3 separate regions of the Mus musculus genome follow, and regions 2 and 3 are each linked to region 1. The links are chromatin loops, found by intact Hi-C in ENCODE. Cell type or tissue: gastrocnemius. All regions are shown on one strand. Each heading gives the region's core, and the rest is flanking DNA. Links, peaks and the distances in the headings are about the cores only.

The links. Peaks named below come from ENCODE experiments on the same cell type or tissue, not always from the same donor. Only the 100,000 strongest peaks of a DNase experiment are listed, where the experiment ranks them.
Region 2: it touches region 1 in a loop (2.3-fold over the local background); 9 of 42 quality-filtered maps call a loop at or near these places.
Region 3: a loop joins it to region 1, with 3 times the contacts of the local background. A loop is called at or near these places in 27 of 42 quality-filtered maps.

The regions. Positions count from the first base shown.
Region 1 is chr5:97,053,923-97,059,522 of GRCm38, forward strand. Bmp2k (BMP2 inducible kinase) reads left to right here. Exons shown (of 16, transcript NM_080708.1): 9 at 930-1,009; 10 at 2,944-3,104. Among named protein-coding and RNA genes, the nearest start is that of Paqr3, 55 kb to the right of the region's middle. In gastrocnemius, for the core only: a CTCF peak has its summit at 1,945 (motif pointing left); a DNase peak (open chromatin) is centred at 1,940.
Region 2 is chr5:96,993,426-96,999,025 of GRCm38, forward strand. It overlaps Bmp2k (BMP2 inducible kinase), which reads left to right and starts at 4,264. Exons shown (of 16, transcript NM_080708.1): 1 at 4,264-4,671. The coding sequence starts at 4,503. In gastrocnemius, for the core only: no CTCF peak of the experiment used is centred there; DNase peaks (open chromatin) are centred at 3,026 and 4,089; H3K4me3 peaks cover 1,629 bases; H3K27ac peaks cover 2,500 bases.
Region 3 is chr5:96,875,261-96,880,860 of GRCm38, forward strand. It overlaps Gm33100 (predicted gene, 33100), which reads left to right and starts at 4,082. Exons shown (of 4, transcript NR_166594.1): 1 at 4,082-4,170; 2 at 4,385-4,501. In gastrocnemius, for the core only: a CTCF peak has its summit at 3,123 (motif pointing right); a DNase peak (open chromatin) is centred at 3,128.

The DNA.
Region 1 (5,600 bases), core at 992-3,491:
GTAGTCCAGTAGCCGAGGCTAGGCCAAGTAAGACACTCATTTGGGGATGACTGATTTTACTCAAAGATTTTGATTTTTCTCTCTCTTTTTGCATGCTTCCTTCCTTCCTTGCCTGCCTGCCTGCTTTCTTCTCCCCCTCCTATTTTTTAAATTTAGGGGGGGTTTTGTTGTTTTTTGTTTGTTTGTTTGTTTTGTTTTTGTTTTTTTGAGACAGAGTCTCTCTCCATAGCCTTGGCTGTCCTGGAACTCACTCTGTAGACTAGGCTGGCCTTAAAGTCACAGACTGTAAGGCTCTGACTTGCAGTCACTTCCTGCACAGTGCCGTGAACTACTCATGCCACGTTTCTGCTACTGTTAACGAAGGTTTCTAGCTTATCATTGATTCCGTAGACATTCTGGTCTGACTTGCCCTGGTTCCTTCAGGTGTAACCTCACTCTCCTACTTAGACTGTGTGATGCTCTGACCTCTCAGTGGGGAGAGTCCCTTTGCCTGAGGTGTACCTGCCTTCAGCTTTCAGTTCAGCTCCTGCTTATGGTGACCCAGACTGACACAGACACGGCTTTAAGATGAACTGTCCTCCAGGCTTTACAGCCTCATGACAGTTATGAGTAGTACTTAGAAACATGATTGTTGTCCTGGTTGTTTTCTTAGTTTCTGAAGTACAAAATATCATTGATTTATAAATGTGTTATCATTTTTTTTAATTCAAGGTTTACCCAAAAGAATAGTGTATACAGTGATTCTGTGATCATCTTCTAATGATTTCTGTGGGCATCAATATGAAGATGACATGTCTGTAAAGGGATATTTACAGAGTAAATCTGAGGAATATGTCTGAATACTAGTATTTCACGCAGTGCTTTAAAAGTTTAATAGTCTATCTATAGCATAAGATCATAACATGTTCTTTTTTTTTTCTTCTTCCAAGAATTCTTTTCTTCCATCAACTCTTCCCGAGCCGATGACTGCTACTGAAGCTGCTGCTAGGAAAAGCCAGATGAAAGCCAGGTAGGCAGGGATGCGCTGTGGCCGATGGGCATCTTGTCAGAGGAAAGGCTGTAGTTTCCATTCCATAAACACTGTCTCCACTTACCCAGTATGCCGAGTTGTTCAGTCTGTGGTGCTAGAGCTTAGATGGTAGGTGAGGAAAAACAAAAGCTCAAAGGTACACTAGAGGGCCTGACAGCAGGCTCCTGTGAGCGCCCGCTCACCAGGGAGGGCCTGAGGACCGACCCGGACTGTAGGACTGTTGATGTTGCAGGGGGCCGTCTCTGTGGACATGTGGCTGTCGTCATTTTTGACTCTGGCTAGTCTGAATTCAGGGAACTGCAGAGGCGAGTTAATAGCTATTAAGCCTATTACTTCTATTTAAGGAAGGAAAAAATAATTGTCACAGGCCATTAGTGTATGTAGTTTGTAGAATTTATGTGTGTATGTGTGCTTGGTAAAGAATCAAGTTTGAAATCTTATTTTTCAGTAATTTACTCCATTAGTAAGCTTTTGCAGGCAACTTGATTATTAAAATGAACTATGATTGGCTATTATGTAAATGATCTTGCCGACTTCATTACATTTTTAGACAGCTTGTACCATACCACTCTGGTCATCTGGTCATCTCCCCTGTTATTATTAGGAGACCTCATACCTACAATATGCTTATACAATTTTCTGGAAAAAAAATTGCCTTCCAAAGTTTTTTTTTTTAATAACTTCATGCACCATAATAGCTTTTGATCATGTGTGCTTCCCTTACCATTCTTGTCTCCTCCCACTGCCCCCCTTCACTTCCTCTTCCCAAACAACCCCCTTCTATATTACTTCCTGTCTTTCTTTTTATCACCTACTGAATTCCTTTAAGGTACCAACCGGAATTTTCTGAAATGTTGTCATGCAGTTTTTTGTTACTTTCCTTTTAGAAAGATAAGTGTTGGGGGGCTCCCTCTAGTGGTACATAGAGGTATTATGAAAGAGGGGTAGTGTGTGCTGCAGGAACTGTGGGCATGATAAATCAGGCATATACAGTGTTAGTTGTTAAATCATTTGAAATCATATTAAGTGAAGTCACTAAAAATATAGGAGAGATTTATTAATGTTTTATAGAGTTTATAAGTATAGAAAGCAAAGTTGAAAAAATATGTAATTTTCAGATTATATTGGTCCCACACTCATGCACATACTGGCAGTACTAAATGGACTGAGTGGGTATCAAAAACAAACAAACAAACAAAAGATCTCATGAAGTTGTGAGGGGCAAGTTTTGAGGGAAATAAGGAGGAAGTTGGAGGGGAGAGATTTGGGGATTGGATTTGTTTCAGATACATTGTGTGCATGTATGAATGCTAAAAATAAATTTACCTATTTTTATTGTTGTTTTGAAATGTCACTTATGTCTGCTAATCCTTGTTTTCAAAATTGTGCTTGCTGTTCTGCTGTGTGCATTTGGGGCTTATGCGGAGTCCCAGTCAGACATTTCTCCTGATTGCCATTCAGTGTTCTAGGACAACAAAGGTTGGGTGAGCAGGCAGCCTGACTTGGCAAGCACTGGCTTCTCTGGTTTTACCTGCTCTAGGAGACAGACAGCATTTTCTTTCTCTTGAGTCCAAGTGAGGGGGATTATTTCTTGTGTCTTTTTAAAGAACTGGATCTGGGTTTTGTACAAAACCCTGTGAGAACATTGCTCTCTGTGCACTCTCAGTCGTAATGCTGTCCCTTAAGTCTCCTGTACTTCCAGCTTGGCAGGCTGACGTTTCAACAGCTATGGCTGCCTGTATTGTTTTCTTTATTAGCTTTATTGAGCTGATATTCTGAGGTGGATACTTAGAAGGAAACCAGATGACTGATGTGGTCATCTGTAATAATCAACTGTGTCTGTATTTTGTAGAATGAATAGTAATTTAGAGATAATTTCATTATTTGGAATGAATTATATTTTTCTATTATAGAATAACAGATACCATTGGACCAACAGAAACCTCAATTGCACCAAGACAAAGACCAAAGGCCAATTCCACTGCTGCCACTTCCAGTGTGCTGACCATTCAGAGTTCAGCAACGCCTGTCAAAGTCCCTGCTCCTGGGGAGTTCAGCAACCACAAACCCAAAGGTAATTAGCCTTTGCAATTCTGACCTTTCGATAAGGTTTGTTTGCCTTGGAGTATAAATAAATTTAATTGACCATCGTAAAGCACAGAGCCCAGTGCTTTAAGGAAAGCCTGGCTACATGGCTCGGTCAGTAACGTGCTCGCTGTGCAGGCATGAGCACCCAGGTGGAGATCCCTGCCCCCTCAGTAAAGACAGATGGGCATGGCAGTGTGCTTCCGCAACCCAGCCTGGGTGTGAGGTGGTGCACGGTGTGGTGGGAGTGGGCCGCTGCGGGGGATGGGCTAGGGGTAGAGACAGGCCTGTTTCCGGTTTGAGGGCCAGCCAGTCCAACTGCAATGACAGCTTAGTGAGAGACTTGTCTTTAACAGAAAAACGTGGGACAGTGACTGAGGACATCCAGACCCCAACCTTTGTCCTCTGCATGTGGATGAGCCCTCTCATGTACACACACGCACACACACACACGCACGCACGCACGCACGCACGCACGCACACACGCACACACGCACCACAAGAAACTGTCTACTGATGTCCCGTAAACCAAACCTTTTTTATTTAAATTAAGGACCTCAACATAAAACCAGATACACTGAATCTGAACTATTTTTTTCTAAAGGCAAAGCAGAGTTATTAGTGATATAAATGTTTATAGAAGTCTCGGTTTGCTTTGATATATGGTCATCTCTTTGATATATGGACCCAAGCTCATCTCTTGGGTCATCAGCCGAGAGCTTTGAGGCTGGCTGTACAAGCGCAGGAGACTTAGATTGGACAGGAAGGGATTTCAAGTTCATCTCGTAGTGTTACAGGTCTCTCGAGCCTTGGGGAAGGAGCCATGTGGAGATGACAGCATAAGCACTGTCTCATTTGATTGTGAGAAATCGTTTTTATAATGCTTTTTTGTTTGAGTCAGGGTTTCTCTGTGTAGCCCTGGTTATCCTGGAACTTGTTCTGTAGACCAGGATGACCTCACACTCACAGAGATCTGCCTGCCTCTGCCTCTGTAGTGCTGGGATTAAAGGGATATGTCACCACCATCTGGCCTGTTTTTATAGTCTTAAAATGCATTATGATTGTGTAATGCCTAAAATAGATATTCCTGTAGAATATCTCCAATAGAGTAAATTTAAATTTTTAAGGTGTCAAAGATGTAGTCTGAAGAGTCACCTCCAGAAGACCCTTATTTACATAATATTTCCTGACAAATCTGTCCTGTTTTAAGTTTTTATTACAGATACTGTAGTGGTTAAGAATACATATTTGAGTCATGAATCCGATTTGAGTTTCATTTCTCCCATTTTCTTTAAACTAACATACATAATAAAAGCATGTGTAGCTGTCTACTCGGATTCCTGAGACCTTTACCTGTCTGCGTAACATAAAGCCTGATCCAGAAGTGTTATGAGATGGTAGCTGTCACTTATTACTACGTAAGTCTAGGCTCAGGGACAGCAGGCGATGCTTCTCTTTGCATTCATTACCTCGCACATTGTGGCAATGAGTTTGTGGTATTGAAATGCATCAATTGGAATATTAAATCCATGGATAGGAGAGATGACATTTTGAACTCATTTGTATATCATTCCCATTTCACTTAAAAATCATTTTCTGTGTGTAGATGTTTTGGCTGTATATATGTATACCATGTATATACTTGGTAGCAGGGTCCAGGAAAGATGTCTTGGAACTGGACTTAGAGACAGTTGTGAGCCACTGTGTATGTGATGGGACCTGACCTGATCCTCTAAGAGCAGGGATTACCCGCAGATGCTGAGCTATCCCTCCAGTCCCCAGTGACATCATTTGCTGTTATTAGTAGTGTGGTGGTGAACAGCTTTACAATCAGTTCTTGACTTCCATGCCGGTGCATTTGTCTGAGGATTATATTAAACATATCTGGGGGCTGGAGAGATGGCGCCTTGGTTAAGAGCCTTTGCTGCTCTTCCAGCAAGCCCTCACTTGGTTCCCAGTTCATACATGAGGCTGCTCAAATCTTCCTGTAAGTCCAGCTCCAAGGGCACCTGCATGAACATGCTCTCTCACACACACCTCTCGTAAAGGAAACTTTAAAGAGGAATATTCATTTACAATTTGTGAACAGTCAGATTTGACCCAAAGATTCCAGGAACTTACAGCATCAGCCACAGTTTCAGTCCCCTTTACTCTGGTCTTTGCAACATTTGAGAGTTGTCCTGAGCCATCTTGGATAGGGTAAGGCATGCAGGTGACTTTACTGGAGGTGGCCCACTGTTTTTGCATGGCTGTGATGGATAAACTGAATTGCAGGGCCTTCAGAAATTTCATCTCAGGAGTGCTTCTTGCAGCTCATATACCTTTCCTATCACTATTACATAGTATAAGGATTCCTGGGCATAGCCCACCCTATTGGGTAGATTTCCTACAGATCAACATAAAGATGAACTTTCATGAATTAATACTGTTTAGATAAATTAATGACTTTATAAAATTCCTCATTTGGTTAAAATAATTTTAGGAA
Region 2 (5,600 bases), core at 1,643-4,142, 60 kb before region 1:
CAGACAAGTACTAGCCTGAGGCTTCTTCCTCCCCTCCCCCAAACCTGGTCCATTTATTTATTTATTTATTTAATTTGATTTTTTTTTGTAAATCAGTGTTGAGTATTCAACCTACTGGTCTTGAATATGATACCAACTTTCTAGATACCAGGATACACTTGTGGCCGCCTGTGACTCTTGCCATACAATAGGGTTCTCAATGTATATGTTTGCATATTGCCTAACAAATGGTTCATGCCTACTAAGGGTTGTAAAATAGGTTGTCATGAAGACTTGCTGGGCTAATGAACACAACTCACTTTAGAATAGCTCTGATACATGATACATGACCATTGCACTGCCTCGGCCACAGGAGGGAAGCTACACTTCTTAGGAAAAGGGCAGGATGTGGCTGCAATTCCAGTCTAGAACACATGCCTCTGTAAATGTAGCTTTTGCTCTCCAGTGGTATTTGTTGTCTCAGAGGCTTAATGCCTCTTACTGTCTGCGAACTTAGGTCTGGTCCTGGAAGCTTCTAGCCTCTGTACAATCTCATTTATGCCTAGAATGTTTTCATTCAGAGACTTGCCGGTGCATAAGCTCATCCTTTCTAGTTCTTTCTGAGCTCGGACTGGCTGGTTCAACTCAGCTGCTCTGGAGCAAACTGCTTTCCGAGATGACTCATCCAAACTGGCTTCTCTCTTGGCCTCTGACAGAATTGCTCTGCTTAGCTTCATACTAACTTTGGTGACATGTTCTAATCTTGCTCCTTCTCATTTTTTGGCTCCTTCACCTGTGTCTATCTTGTTCTCTCTCTCTGCAATTGTCCTGGTCGAACTGCCTTTTTCCTGTTTCTCTCTCTCTCTCTGTGCTCTCTTACATAGCTTTCTTTTCTTCTCTCTTCTTGTTGGGCGTATCCTATTCTGTCAAATCTTTCTCTAATTTGTCACTTTCTCTGACACTCAAGTAGATGTCACTATCAAACATGGTGCTTCCTTCTATTAACTAAGTTTACCTTCATTGTTTGGGATTAAAAGTGTGTACTAAGGTTGTGTCTGTATTCCAGCCAGAGCAACCATGTTGTGGGGTTAAAATTCTACTTACCTCCTTAGAAAGGATGGTATGTATACCTGCCATCAGAGTAAGTAAAAGGTACTATATACTTGGTGGCAGAACCCTTCCCAGTCAGGCATGTGGAGACCAAGGAATACATCCAGATGGTAAAGTTGTTGACTACTTAAAATTGCTCTTAAAAGCATGGTCAGTGGACAGAAGAGATGGCTCACTTCTTAAGAGTACTCTAGAGGAACAGGGTTCAGTCCTCAGTACACACCTGACTGCTCACAACTGTGTGTAATTCCAGCTCAAAAGGGTCCAATGTCCTCTCTTGGCCTCTGAGGGCACTAGGCATGTACATACTACATAGATATACATGTAGGCAAAATATCTATATACATAAAGCAATAGTTAAAAAAACCTTCAGAAAAAAACATAACAGTGTCAGGACACTAGAGTCATGAGAGAATTCTGAGTGTGAGAAAACACCAAGAAGAGAAGAGTCACAGACTCTTCTTTAAAACAGAGAAATGTTCGGAGTGTATTTCTGTGGCCCTCCAGGTGCAGCAGGTAGTTTACTTTGACTGTTGCTATTCACATGCTCCTATGGAAAAACATGTTTTCACCATGTGTGGCTTGGGTTTGTAATTGTACACATTACTCATGTGACTCTGCTTAACCCTCAGGATATAAATTGTCTGATGCTCTGAATAAAGTTGGCTATTAACATGAGACTTTAGCATGTCTCATTTTTAGGCCCTGTTCTCCATATTCATTCGGCCTAGTAGAGTGGTAAACAGGTCAGGATGTAGCTGAAGTTCTATTGCAGAAATGTGTTTCATGTTAAATGTGCCGTTGTGAACAGCTCAGTATCTTAAAACCTTTTTCTCAGATGTTTTAGTATTATGTAAATTTTTACATCACCAGGCCTGTGCTGTAAATGCCTTGACCTGCTGAGCCATTTCCAGGGCCTCACCACCCTTTAATTAAAGAATAGTTTCAAACAGTTATGAATTAGGAGTATATATGTGTGTGTGTGTAGTCAGATGACAGCTTACAGGAGCTGAGGTTGTGCCATGTGTCCCAGAGACTGACCTCGGGTTTTCAGGCTTGCATGCACATTTCCTCGAAACTCAATGGATGCCTTGGTGGTGACTTGTTTTCAGTAGGGTCCTAAACATTAACTTTCAAAATCCCCAGTCAGGATCTGTGGGTTCAAGGAAGTGCTTTTCTTTACCAAAGCAATGGTGGCCTTATGGTTATGGGTTTTTTATTCTCGTGTTCTGATGAGGTTAAGTTGTGTGAGGCCCAAACTGCTTGTTAAGCCAATCCAGTTTTGAATCGCACAAAATGACTAGATTTCTCCACTATTCTGCTTGAAAAAAACCACAACTAACTGTTGGAGAAAGGCGACTCCTAAGACTCCTCACAGTAAGGAAGATGGCCAGCTCATTTCTAAATGGAAACTCCCAAGTGCCACAACACATCAATCATCTGACATGTAATCCGACTTCCACTGAGCTGGAATGTACTTTAAATGTCAGGCCTTTGGATGAAGAATGTCAGTTTAGTGGGTTATGTGGCAGAAATGCCTGAATCTGGAGCCCTGTGTGTGTCGGACAAACAGCTTCTCTTCAAACAGCAGAGAGAAGAGTGAACAGAGGGTTATAAGCTGTCTTTTGAATAAGCATATTTCCTAATGTCTCTGCCCGTACCTCATTAAAAAGACAAAGAAAACAGCGGCGGAGAAAACATCATTAGGCTGATATTTGAGAAAATTGGAGAAATATTACACTATGGGTAGAGAGAAAAATTTACATTTTTTAGCTTAAGAAATTGGGAACTTCAAGCACCGTTATTATTATTTTAAATTAAAAGATCTTGGCATGCATTCCAGGCTGGCCTCCGATTCGTGGTTCTCTTGCTTCAGCTAGAATTAGCCTCGGGCTACCGAACCTATTTTCTATAGAGGCCAAGCTAGGCCTGATGGCGAGGCTTGCTCATAATCCCAGTACTAGGGGGCACAATGGCAGAGACAGGAAGATCACAAGTTTAAGGCTATCTCTGGTAGCTAATGAGGTCCAGGCCAGCTCAGGCTGTATGTGACTCCATGTCCAGGAAGTGGGCTGGAGCGAAAATCCTTCTCTTTGCACATTTTCTCCATTTTGCCATCCTTTCCACTCCCACATGCCCTCTGCCCGAATTCCTGTGCCCTTCCCACTGGCATGAGACTCTTGCAGTTTATGAAAAGTGAGGCAATCGGGAGTTCTTTTTCCAACGGGCGAATCTTTTGTTCGGGTGGGGTCAGAGATTGGTGCTGCCTCTGTTTCCAAACAGTCCTAAGTCTGCCGGCCTGGACTAAGGATCTGACCCTAACCTACTTTTTCAGAATGGCTGAAAGCGAGTAACTAAGACTTTTGATGCTCCAGGCCACAAGCCAGCTGTGTGACCTTGGGCGACAGGGTTACGTCTTCTCCAGCCAATGGCGATTAATGATATTTAAAAATCTTAATATCTTTTTCTGAACACAATCGCACGGCTCCGACATTGTACACACAGAGCTTTTAAAGCTCTCCCAAGTAATTCTTAAACCGCAGAACGCTTCTGAGAGCAAACATCCGGTACAGTGCGAGGACACCTGGGCTTCGCAAGTCGCCCCGTGGGAACCTGCGAGCTTCGCGCTGCTCCTCCGCCCACGCTCCGGGGAGCCCTGGAAAACCGATCCTCTCGGGATAGAGTCTGGAAAACTGGCTGAGACTCGAAGCCGGCAGCTTCCGAGAGTGGGTCACGCTGCTGGCGGCATTTAAGGACTCCAGAGCGGCACACACAATTCCAACCCGAGTAGCCCCACCGATCCGCGTGGGTTCCACCTCCTTGATAACCCGGACCCCGGACTTCACCCCTAGCCCCAGCCCCCACGTCGATGTGCCCGTTCCTCCTCCACGTGACACGGGCCGGAACCGTCACTTCCGGCGGCGGGGACAGCGCGCTTGCGCGCGGGGCTCGGCGCCCGGCTCTGCAAGCGGTTGGCACCGGCGCCGCGCCCCCCAACAGCCGCAAGGGGCGGGCGGCATCGGTGTGAGCCGGGCCGGGCCGAGCTGCGGTCTCCAGGGCACGCAGGCCGCCGGGCCTAGCGCCACGCCCCCCTCGGCCGGCCCCTCCCTCTTCCCGGGCAGCTCGCGCCCCGCGCGCCAGGCTCCGCCCCGGCCCCGCCCCGGCCCCGCCCTCCCCGCTGGCTCTGCGGGCGCCGGGCAGCTGCAGCGGGCGGCCAGGGCTGCGCGCTCGGGACGCGCGGAATGTGAGGCGCGGCGAGCCGCTGCGCACCGACGCTCGCGCGCGCGAAGGGCGGCGACCCCTCGAAGACGGTCGGCCGCGCCCGGCGCTCCGCTGTGCGACGCGCGGGTCTGGGCTCTCGCCCTCGCGCGCCCTAGTGCCCTCCTGGTGCCCTCCAGCGCGCCGGCGGGACCATGAAGAAGTTCTCTCGGATGCCCAAGTCGGAGGGCAGCGGCGGCGGGGCGGCGGCTGGCGGGGCCGCGGGCGGCGGGCTCGGCGGCGGCTTCGCAAGCTCGTCCATGGGGGTCCGGGTGTTCGCCGTCGGCCGCTACCAGGTCACCCTGGAGGAGTCGCTGGCCGAAGGTACGGGCGCGGCGGGAGGCAGGTGAGGGAGGCCGGGGTGTGGCGGCGGCTGCGGGGCCGGCCCGGCGGCGGCTGGACAGTGGCTCCGGTGTGAAGCCGCTGGCAGCTCCGGTGCGGGCACGATTGCCTGCTTAGGAGTTTGAAATCTTTCTCTGTTCTTCCTGGCGCGAGGAAAGAAATAGAAGACGTCCCAGTAAGTGATGTGGTGTCATGATTGGACCCGTGACTCATTAGGGGGTCAGATGGAGCAGTGCTGGGACACTGTCTGGCCGGTGTCCTGCGTTGCTTTCGGGTCCGAGCCTCCCGGACTTCCAGGGCGGTGGACTCCGCTGGGGTTTGTTTCTGCTAAAAACCAAAACAAAACAGGACTCCCAAACCACTGTATATGGCTATATGTATACAGATAATATGTCTCTCTCTCTCTCTCTCTCTGTGTATGTGTGTGTGTGTTGGCACGGTCTTCCAAGTTCAGTGGCTGCTTAGGGGTGGCGTGTGGGAGTAAACTTGAAGCACGTTTATCTTCGTTGTTTAGAATCTTCACACAAGGTCCCGTTTTTTGTCCTCTCTGTGTCATTTTGTTAGTACTTTAACAGGCAAAGTGGAACAGTTTAACTTTTCCATGTGAGGTTTTGGTGGCTCTTTTATTGTCTGAAGGAGGTTATGACAGCGTGTAAAAGCATAGCTAGGGAAAACAAAGTTTACTCCGTGTTAAAAATATTTCTTGACTTTAGTTTTGTATCTCTGGTGTAATTGGTTTGTAGAAAATACTTTCTGATTTCTTATTGCATGCCTTGACCTCTGAAGTTTTGAATGTGGAATATTAAGAAATATGTTGAAAAAGTCCCTGAGAAATAATCTCTTGTATGTATGTGAGTGACTTAAAAATAAGAATAAGAAAACCAGAGACTGTAGGGAGCCGTCTTGATATT
Region 3 (5,600 bases), core at 1,780-4,279, 180 kb before region 1:
TAGTTCGCCTACTGAGAACAGTGTAGTGATTGACATGGGTGCGCAGGTATCTCCACAGTAAACTGAAGTTCATGATTTTTTTTGGTAAGTGCCATTAATGGTACGCTTAGATCTTACAGTAATCCTAGTTTAATTTCTGAGCAACCCCCATGCATACGTCCTCAGAAGCTGTACTCACTTGTACACTTGTATCTCAACATCTGTGTGTAAGGTTTCCTTTCTTCCGACCTTCACATCCTCACTGGTATTTATTGGATTTCCTCCCCCTCCTTTCCCCTTCTCCCTCTCCCTTCCTCCTCACCTTTCCTCTCTCCCCCTCTTCCTCATTCTTTTCCTTCTCTTTTCCTTCCTCCCCCTTCCCTTCTCTTCCCCTCTCCTTTACCCTCTCCCTTTCCTCTTTCTTCTCCTCCTTCTCCTCCCCTTTCTTCCCTCTCTTTCCCCCTCCCTTCCCCCCTCTTCCTCCCTCTCTGCCTCTTCCTCCATACTACTACTACTACTACTACTACTACTACTACTACTACTACTACTACTATGTCTTCCTCCTTCTCCTCTTCCCCCTTCATCAGAGACTCTTCTTCTGCTTGCACTATATGATAATTAGCAAAGAAATACACAACTGATGAATGTCCAGAGAATAAGAGACTTTGAAACACTTGACCCTAAATAGGACATCTTTATCAACAACATCCTCCCCTTAAGGCTTAGGGATCTATGCAGAAGAGGAGAGAGAAAGATCTTAAGAGCCACAGGTAACAGATGGCACCACAAAAAAATAAGCATCTTCCAAATATAACAGGACTGATATGCATGTGAACTCACAGAGAATGTGATACCAGAACCCATACAAGACTATGACACAACATTCACAGGTTCAAGCCAGAAAATCCCAACGCTGAGAGGAGGAATTGGACACTAAGTCCACTCCTAGCCAAGAAGCAATGCAATTGATACCTATTGGGAAAGGAAAAAAAAAATCAGTTTTTTTCCAATAGAGTGTCAGTCGGTATATTGACCACACTCCAAGTCAGGCCGCATGCCCATGAGTGGTTGGGCAGTACAAAATGGACTCCATGTTCTTCTTGTTATGGATTTTTTGTCTTACTGGCTTTCCTTTTTAAAGTCAGGATGTTTGTTGTTGTTGTTTTGATTCTTATTTGGTTTTCTGGGGAGAAGTGACAAGAAGTTGGGTGCATGGGGAAGGGGTAAGATGTGGAAAGATTTGGAAAGGTGACGACTAGGACCAAAATATTGCATGCCAAATGTTAATTCAACAGGGAGCCACACATTGCTTTACGTTCTGCATGTACCTAAGTACAAATTCAGTTCTCTTTTCCTGGAATGCAGAGACCCAGACTCAGACACTGGTAAACAGTTACATGACTACCAACATTTGGCAGTTGTTGGTTTACTAAACCCTCACAGCTGTCCTGTACTGAGAGTGTTCATTTCATGTCAATGTTATCTGCTGAGCATCAAGTTCATTTTGATTTGCAAAGTCAGAAGGCCATAATTACTCGGTGGCTCCATATAATTAAAGCTAGTCTGAGGATATGGCACATATGTCGTGCTCCCAAGCTGACTCAAAGCTGTGTCAGCGAATACTTGTGGTCCATTATTGTTGTCTCAACATCTAGGTCGGTGTCTAGTTCGAAGTAGGGTAACTAATGTATAACTGATGAATAAAACTAAGTACTTATTACTGTACATACCAGATAGTGTTTACTTGGAAAATATATTTCACCTGATCTTCATTCTTAGAGATTTTACAAGGATCTCTGTGTGAGGATTACAACACTCTGACCTAGCAAACTGATTGACACAGATCGCAAAAATTTCCAATAAAATGCTTACAAACGGAACTTACTAACATATCAAACGGATTGTTTATGTAATCAAGTTGATGTCCTTCCAAGGATGCAGGGATGGATCAACCTATGCAAAGAATACATGCACTACATTTCATAAGTGGACCAGTGGGAAGATATCTTCCAGTTAGGCCATCAGATGCAGCAAACAATTTTGACAAATTCCAGCATCCTTTTGTGATAGGAGCCAAAAGAGGAGACTTGGAGCAGAAGGAATATATTGTAGCAAAATAAAGACTACATCTGGTAAACCTGTAGCCAGTCCTGTTTTAAATGGAGAGGAGCTGAGGCCACTTTCACTAAAACCCAGAGCAAGCCAAAAGTATCCATTTCCCCCTCTTACTCAGGCAAGGCTTAGAATCTTGAAGAGAAGGCCAGAGAAGGGGATGCAGTGGACACAAATAGGAAAGATTGCCCTCGTTTGTAAATGATGTGATTCTAGACACTAAGAGACCCTAAGAAAAGCAGCAGAAAACTCGGAGAGTAGATGTGCATGCAGTAAACAGAACTAACACACAAAACCAGTAGCTTTCCTATAGACCAGTAACAAAGATGTTGAGAGAGAAATGGGGGCTAGGGGTCTCATTCACAGTTGCCTCAAAAAGTGTATTTGGAATAAGCCTATTAAAACAATGAAGTTCCTCTACGAGTAAAACTGAAGACACCGAGGAAGAAATGAAATTGTTTATAACATATTGTATTTGACGGGAGAAACAAAACTTGGAAGAACAAAAGGGCAATGTCCTCTTGTCATACAGTACCACCTACAATAAATGTGCACAGTGGGGAAAAAAAATCTTAAGTTTGTAAACCAAGAATGACAAAAGGAATCAGCAGCAAAAACTCTTGTCACCAAGCTTAACAACCTGGGTTCAGTTCCTAGAACCCACATTAAAAACTAGACATGGTGGTACACCTCTGTACTCCCCAAATCCCTACACTGGGGTGGGAGGAGGAAACAGGAAACTCTTCTGGAATTTTATGGGCAAGCTAGCCTGGAATACACGGAATATGGGAACAAGAGACCCACTCTTAACAAGGTTAAGAGGGAGAACTGACTCCTGAAAGAAGTCCTTTGACTTGCACATCCATGCATGCCGTAGCACACCCTCCTTACTTACACACACATAAAGACACACAGTCACAGAGCAATAGTGAATCAAAATCTACTTAAAGATGTGTTTTTATTGATATGTATGAGTGTTCTGCCTGCCTGTGTTTATATACACATATGTGTGCAGTACCAGTAGAGGCCAGAAGAGGTCATCAGAACCCTGAACTAGAGTTACAGGCTCTTGTGAGAGGCCAGGTGGATGTTATAGACCAGCAAATGCTCTTAACCATGGAACCATCTCTCCAGTGCAAATAAATAAATAAATAAATAAATAAATAATATTTAATGAAATAAAATGCTTATAAAGGAAAAAATGTGGGGTTTCTAGAAAGAGTTAGACAAGAGTTGTAGAAATTCTTCTGAGATGAGAAATTTCTCTCAGGCTTCAAAATAACTACCTTTTACTCTGAAGCCATCTCTTTTTTTACCCAAGACATTGCTAATATTACCTGCTTTCCAATATCCTGCCCTTGGACTTGTGCTACACTACACTGATTTTTGAGTCCTAAAGTCACAGTCATAGACATTGCATGCAGGCTAATTTTTGTGAAGCCACATAGTCTTAATTTCTCAGTTCTACTTACAAAGAAAATAAAATGAAAAACATCCCTGCAGATACAGAAAGCAAGCTAAAACAGAGATTGCTATGTGTTACAGCAAAGCTAGGTGTGTGGAGAAGTGCCCCACGTTACAGGCACCCCACCCAGGGCCCCCTGACATTTGTCTTAGTCAGACTCACAACTGTGACACATGCATGATACCTAGCATAAGCCACATAAAAAAGAGCTATTTTCATTCAGCTTCAGAGTATTCTGTCATGCTGGTGGGCTGGTGGTTTCCGGACAAGTGGTGAGTTAGCACAGAGAATCGGCACAGAGAACTTACCCTTCTAAAGAACGTCTTTCCTCAGAAGCCTCATTCTCTTCATTCAACTCCTTGCCTAGTGACCTTAGAAGGTTACACTTCCTAAGTTATGATGATTGCCGAGATAATCTGTTTTAGGATGGGTAAGGATTCCAGGAAACATTGGCCAAGTGCAAGAGGAAATGAAAAAGAGAAGGACATGGGGTACGGTATGAGAAGGTTTCCACCGTGAGACCGGGGCTCACTCTCCCTGGACGGCTTTGGAAGTCAGGAGACAGTATCAGCATTGTCCACAGCCTTCTCCTGCCTTGCTCCGATTGGTTGAAGGTTGCCTCTAGACCACTACTTCCTGGCATTTCTGGTCTACCCTGGCCGGGGGGTGGGGGGACATTGAGAGCAACACAGATTTCTTAGCTAGATAGTCTGCAGCACTGTCAAGCATTTGTATCAAGAATAGTCAGCTTGTGGAGCGTTGAGTTGAGCGGTACTGTGGTTGGGATCAGAGTCTTCTCCATGTGTGAGCTGAGGGTTTGGTTTCTAGTTCCGATCCAGTGCTCTTCGGAAGCGACTGACTGGATGCTGAGGCTCTTCCCCGATGTCTTCAAAGTTGGAAAAGCCTACTGGAAGGTGGAAGGACTGAGGAAGGAGAGGCTGGAAGGTAGGCTGTTGTGAACTGGCACCTGTTGTGTTTCTTCTCTGTTTAATGGCTGCCAGAGAGAGGACAAGAAAGGTAGACCTGGACTTGTTTGGTGGTCTCACGGAAATGACTGGCCATGGCTACCATTGAGCTAATAAATCTCAGCATCTAACACAAGCCTGAGTGACACACCCTGCCTGGCTAAGGGCGATCAAAACCAGTCTTTAGCCCCGAATCCGAGATCTTGTGACTACTGTAGCCCACGAAGATGGCCATTGTAGAAGTGAAGGCACACAAGCCAGTGCTGTTAACTCATCTGGCAAAGGAAACTTCAAGGCATTCTGTTTGTTTTGTAGCAGGCAAATTGCTATGTGCTTTTAAAGCAGGGTTTATAGTAATTGCTGAGAATAAAAAGGCAACATGGAGAGATTTGGCTTAGAAAAACTGAAAGGCCTTTGGAAAGCTAGTTCTAAGGAAGTAAGTATGGCTGATGTAGAGATAAGTACGACAAAAATAAAGCCAAACATTGTGTACCTGGACAGCCAGATGCCTTGAGGGCAGCTCACACATTGGACAGATGGCATCGATTGTGAGGCTAAGGATAGAAAACTAATTTCATTTGAGAGACTGTTGAGGGGAAATGCTGCAGAGGCTCACTGCTCACAGAGGGCTGCCAAGGAAGTTATTTCCCCGGGATTTTCTCATCATGATTAGCAATCCAGATGCCAAGGCCACTGCAGACTCGGTCCTAGAGACCTGGCTACTGTTGGAGCCAATGAAAGACCTTGGCATTGCCCTGTAGTGCTGCGTTGACCAGAAAAGAGAAAGTATTTCACAGCCATGGAAATAGAGAGGAAGAAGAGATTCATCAGGAGATGGAAAGGGGATGAGAGAGGGACCTGGAGGTGAAAAAGATTAAGATTTGCTGTGTGTGTGTATGTATGTATGTATGTATGTATGTATGTATGTATGTATGTATGAAAGTGTCAAGGAATTAAATGGATACATAAATTATATGATATAGTTGCTGTCATCAATTTTAAAATATGGCAGACTCTAGAGAGAGATGGTTCAGTAGTTAACACTTAGTTGATCTTCCAGAGGACTTGAGTTGGGTTGC